2 separate regions of the Mus musculus genome follow, and region 1 is linked to region 2. The links are chromatin contacts, found by Hi-C in ENCODE. All regions are on one chromosome and are shown on one strand. The core of a region is the stretch at or near the end of the contact, and the rest is flanking DNA. Distances in the headings are between cores, read along the strand shown.

The links. A loop is a pair of places that touch in the nucleus more often than their neighbours do.
Region 1: a map of T-helper 2 cell shows a loop between it and region 2 (6-fold over the local background). The contact joins the promoter of Rhox2f here to the promoter of Rhox4b in region 2. A Hi-C loop is called at or near these places in 3 of 37 maps with a recorded cell type or tissue (T-helper 17 cell, T-helper 2 cell and regulatory T cell).

Annotation. Positions count from the first base shown.
Region 1 is chrX:37,570,083-37,572,782 of GRCm38, reverse strand. It overlaps Rhox2f (reproductive homeobox 2F), which reads right to left and starts at 1,362. Exons shown (of 4, transcript NM_001085356.1): 1 at 1,268-1,362; 2 at 694-1,105. The coding sequence starts at 1,334. The region is part of intron 2 of Gm38640 (a long non-coding RNA gene); the gene reads left to right.
Region 2 is chrX:37,431,123-37,433,841 of GRCm38, reverse strand. It overlaps Rhox4b (reproductive homeobox 4B), which reads right to left and starts at 1,348. Exons shown (of 4, transcript NM_021300.2): 1 at 1,151-1,348; 2 at 555-960. The coding sequence starts at 1,217.

The DNA.
Region 1 (2,700 bases), core at 113-2,612, 140 kb before region 2:
CCCTGCGGGGAACAACCAAACAACCAACCAAACAGAAAAAATGTGGTGGAGTATGCTGCCAATCACAACACAAATGGCCTAATGGAAAAGGGCCTGGCATGGGGCTCATTACATAATTGAGATAACTTTGAACTTGGGATCTACCGGCCAAGAACGGGGCTTACAGACATGTACTGCCTCGTTCTCATTCAGCCTGCTGCTGCTGGTGGTTGTTTGTTTGGTTTTTTTTTTTTGCTTTGTTGACTTTATTTGTTTATTTTAATAGCTTAAAGATAGCCTTGCATTCTGCAGCTGAAGCTGGCCTGGCACTCACTAATGTTGCTGGATGATAAAGGTGCTAACTTGCATGCCTGAGTTCAAAACCCAGGGCTCACAGGATGCAAACAAGAAACAACTCCCACAAGCTGTCTTCTAGCCTCCAGATATGCAGTCTTGTTAACATGCACACACAAGCACAGCACAACATGCCTGTGCATGCAAATACACACACAAACACACACACACACACACACACACACAGAGAGAGAGAGAGAGAGAGAGAGAGAGAGAGACTTAAAAAAAAAGTACATCCAAAAATAAAATAAAAAGTTGAATATAAAAGGTGGGCAAAAGGGGGACCAGGAAGGAGGAGAAACTCTCTGTGCATAACTTCATTCCCCCATCCAACTGATGCAAGCTAGGCAATGTACTCACGCCTCCTTAGTGCTGATGTAGTGATTGCACTGGAAGATGCTCTCCAGCTCTTGTAGTTGCAGCACATTGAAGCTGTGTCGCCAAAGGTGCCGGAATTTGGGCACCAACACTCTCACAGGATTAACAGTGGACCACGGCCCGGACACACGCTTTACATTTTCCAAATCTCCCATGGAATCAGGGACTGGCTCCTCTGGCTGCTTCTCCTTCTCCTGGTCACAGGCAGTGGCACCAAGGTCCTCTTGGTTGCTGTCATCCATGAGGTCGGCTACTTGCGCAGCAGGCCCACCTGCACTTATTTCTCCTGCTCTGTATCCTTCCGCTGCTGAGGCTCCTGACCCAGGCAGGCCCCGTCCACTCTCTCCCTCGTTTCTTCCGTCTCCAGCCAGCAAGACCATCAGAGTCTTTACACCTTAAGTGGGGAAATGAAAAACCAGGCCTCAGGGCCTAGGCTGGTGCGGAGGTGTCATGGAGTCAGGCCAAAGCCTGTGGCGCACAGCTCCAGTTCAGTCCTATAAGGGACGCTCCTCCCCTTGTGGATATCATCAACCCACCCTTCTCATCACTCACTGACCATTCGCATTTTCCTCATCCTCCTCAGGTCCCACATCAAGCAGGTAATTGATGCTTTGACGCTCCATGTCTGTAAAGCCGTGGAAGTCCTTATTCACTGTTACACCCCCCAACAATTCCGGAAGTAGAGCTTCTAAGCCACCAATGGTCTGCCGCCACACCTCCGGTCCCCATCTTCAATATTAGCATATATCCAATTATGGTAGTGTGTCCTGCCTTCTGGTTGTCCTCCTGTTGCTGCGACTGAAGTCCACGCTGCAAAACTCAGGACAGTGGAAATGTTAACAGAGCAGGAATTATTAGAAGGAAATGATGGTTCCTCTTTGCAAGTCAGGTATATTAGGGGCTTCCACTTTGCATCTTCGCTGAGTCCTCCTGCCTTGTTTAATTAACTTCCTAAGGAAGAGATGGCAGTTCACTGAGGAAACCCATTTGCGGGGAGTAAGAAAAGATACCTCTGTACCTCCGGAGGCCTTGCGGAAATGTGTGGACAATACCGCTTGGTCTATTTCTCCACATTGCATCCCTGATCCATGGCTGAGACCGGATATAAGCTAATGATTCTATGTGGGAGGTTCTTCCTTAGGGCTTTCACAGAAAGTGAAGTTCACGTAGTGTATCCTGCTTCCAGGACGGCCTTTACGGGAGCTTGGGCAGAATTGCAGGCCCTGCTGGCTCAGCAGTGAGAGCAGAGGACTCACCTTCGCCAGGGTTTCTGGGGAGGAGTTAGAATTACTCTCAGGCTTAGATAAGTGCTTGTAAAAGCCATTAGAATTGTCCTACCTGTGCTGAACTTCCTCACATTTGTCTTGGACACACACACACACACACACACACACACACACGTCCTGGAACAGTCATTCAAACAGATCCTACATTGGAATGTAGTCAGACTCATCCTAAGGCAGCCACATTTTCCCATGGTTTGTTCAATAATGTGTGTGGGGATGTGTGTGTGTGAATATATGTATATATATATATTTCAAATGTTGCCTCCGTTCCTGATCCTACACACAGAGTTCTTCACCTCATCCTCCCAAATAGAAGGCCCTGCACCACTATCATTTTTCCACACTGTCCCTTGTTTGGAGTGCACTCCTGGTGCTGCAGTTCTCCTTGGACAAGACTCACCTCACAGCTCTGATAACTACCTCACAACAAAGCCTACATGTTTCTCTTTCCTAGATTTTCTTCCCTCTTTGCTCTAAATCCTGGCATTGCTCGTGTCAGTGTCAAGTACTGGAGAATTTACTCTCCAGTCTGGAAAAATAGTGACGACATATGTTTATTGCTGGAGATGTAGCTCAGTTTGCAGAGTCTTACCTAACATGTATAAAGCCACCCATGGTTTACCTGGAGCACTGAAGGAGCAAGCATGGAGGCTCAATGCCGCAGTGCCTGTAATGTGAGCACTGGCAGAGAGAGGTAGGCTGC
Region 2 (2,719 bases), core at 99-2,598:
AGCAGCTATTGCTCCTAACTGTTGAGGCCTCATCACTTATACTGTGACGCTCATCACAGAGCCTGCTCTTATGGAAACTTGTTCTCAACTGAGAATCCCTCCTCTCTGAGAACTCTAGCTTGTCTTATGTGGATATCAAAGTATCCAGAACAAACATTTGCACAAGTCTCCCACCTACCCCAGCACACTACCCTACCACACTACTACAGGATGCAGGATTCTGGCAGCCTTGATTTTGGAAGTGGCTTTAATTTAGGGTAACAGGCCAGCTGAGGAAATAGCCCAGAAGATTAAGGTGAAGAAGGTAAAGATAGAGACAAAGGTGAAGGTGAAGGAAGTGACTGACGGCCTACATTTGACACAGAGACTCACTAGGTGCAAGGAGAGAACAGCCTAACACAAGCTGTACTCTACACCCACATGAACACACGCGCACTGTCATAGACAAATCAACAAATACAGAGAGAATGTGCAGTTTTAAGGGGGTAGCAGTTGAAGGACCCGACAGCCACTATGGACTGCTCTGTGCTCCCAGGAAACAAGAATCTGCTTACCTTTCCTCTGCACGGATGAAGTGATTCTGCTGGAAAATGCGCTCCAGCTCCTGCAGCTGCCACCATTGGAAATTGTAGTGTAAGCTACGCTGCTGTACCCACACTGACTTAGGCCGCACACCAGATACCAGCACTGGAATAGGCTGCACTTTGTCTATGACCACAGCATCCCTGAGAACTGGCTCCTCTGGCAGCTTCTCCTCCTCCTGGGCACTGCCACTGGTGTCCTGGTCCTCTTGGTTGCTGTTATCCATGAGGTCTGCATCACCAGCAGCAGGCCCACCTTCTCCACTTAATTCTTCTGCTTTGTCCCATTCCACTGCTGCGGCTCCGGACTGGCCCAGTACACTCTCTCCCTCATTTCTTCCCTCTCCATCCAGTGGTAAGACTGTCTGTGTCTTCCCACCTGTATGTGGGGAAACAAAACAAAACAAGACAAACAAACAAACAAACAGGCATCAGGGCCTAGGCTGGTGCTGAGGTGTTGTTAAGTCTCAGGAAAGGCTCCAGAGCACTGCAACTCTCAAGTCACCTCTGTGGGACACATTCCTCCTCTCATGGATGTGGACAATCCACCATTCCCAGAAGGCACTCACCATTCAACTTTTCCTTGTCCTTGCCAAGTCCCTCATGAAGTAGGTAGTTGGTGTTTTGATGCTCCATGTCCTGAGTGCTTCCCTGCAGCTTTCCCCAGCAGATTCTGAGTCGGAGTTCCTGAGGTTGTGAAAACCGAAAGCTGAAAGCCGACAGCCGACAGCCGAAAGCTGAAAGCCGAAAGCCGAAAGCTGAAAGCCGAAAACCTAGCTTTGCAACCAGGAAGAGATTCTCTCATAGCCCTTGGGGGCGGTAGTGCAGGTTACCAAGTGTCCAATCATAGGTGAGCTATCCTGACCTCCATTTGATCTCCTGCAGCTATGGGTTGAGCCTCAGGTGCAAAACAGAACAGGTTTGTGCTGCAAGGAGCAGGATATCATTGCAGGGACCGCATGGTACTTGAGCTGGTATGGATGCACACGTGGCGACCCACCTTGCAGTTGGATAAATTACTGTCTACGTTCAACTGTGCCAAACGACTCGTATTGAAGAAGAAAAGCTCTGGAGACAATACACAAGTGTTTTTAGAATATCTCTTGTTTAGTTGGGGGTGTCTTTTCACGACATTCATCCCAGCGTTCAGGGGAAAGAATGAAGTGGATTCTGAGTTTCAGGCCAGGCTTGTTTACATAGTGATTTTCAGAAAACCAGAACCACAGTGAGACCACCTCCTCTCAAAACACAGAGTGTCTTTCATCTAGGCCCAGTAGTTTATACTAGCGGCCTGTTACTTGATAGAGAAGAGAAATTAAACGGAGAAGGTGATCCACCAGGTCTCTTCCTTTGAGTGTTCACAGAAAGCTCAGTTAGAGTCTGCCATGTGTCCATGGTGTGCCTTTTCAGGAGCTTGGGTGAGGATGGGGGGTTATTAGTCCTGGACAGACTGGTTAAAACTGTGAAGGACTGAGTAAATCGCCATACCTTGCTAAGGTTCCCTGCATTTCTCTTGAATGGGCCTTCCTAATGTGTTCGCTGGAAGGTCAAAGGGTCGAGAGCAGGCGCCAGTCTCTATCCAGATACTGTCAGATAAGCAGCCCCTCTGCAGGCATGTGGTCAAACTGGTCTTTAGGAGCAAACATTTTACAACAGGCTCTGGCCACTCAGAGACTAGGAATAGCCCCTAGGAACTAGGCCATCTCCAGGTGGTTGTTTTTCTAGGGTGGGAATATTCTGGGGTCTTGATGCCAGAGGAGGGGTTCTTCTCCACCCAAAAGACATACCTCAATATTCTGGACCTTTCTAAAACCAAACTTACACATACATGTTTCTGGCCCTGTTTGTTCTTTGTTGTGTAGCCTGAAACTACTGTGGTTTCAGGGTGCACAGAACCTGGATATTTTTTTTTATGTATAGTTCTGGTCAAGATTATAGAGTTATCAATTTTTGTGTTGAAAAATACAGCTTACTACATAGAATCCTTGCCTAACAGACATAATGTTCTCCTTGGCAAATCCGTAACAGTCATTTCTTTTTTTCTTCTCTTTTCTTCTCTTTTCTTTTCTTTTTTTCCTTTTGCATTTTGATTGTTTGTTTCTCTGTTTTTGATTTTTATTTCAAGACTAGGTTTCTCT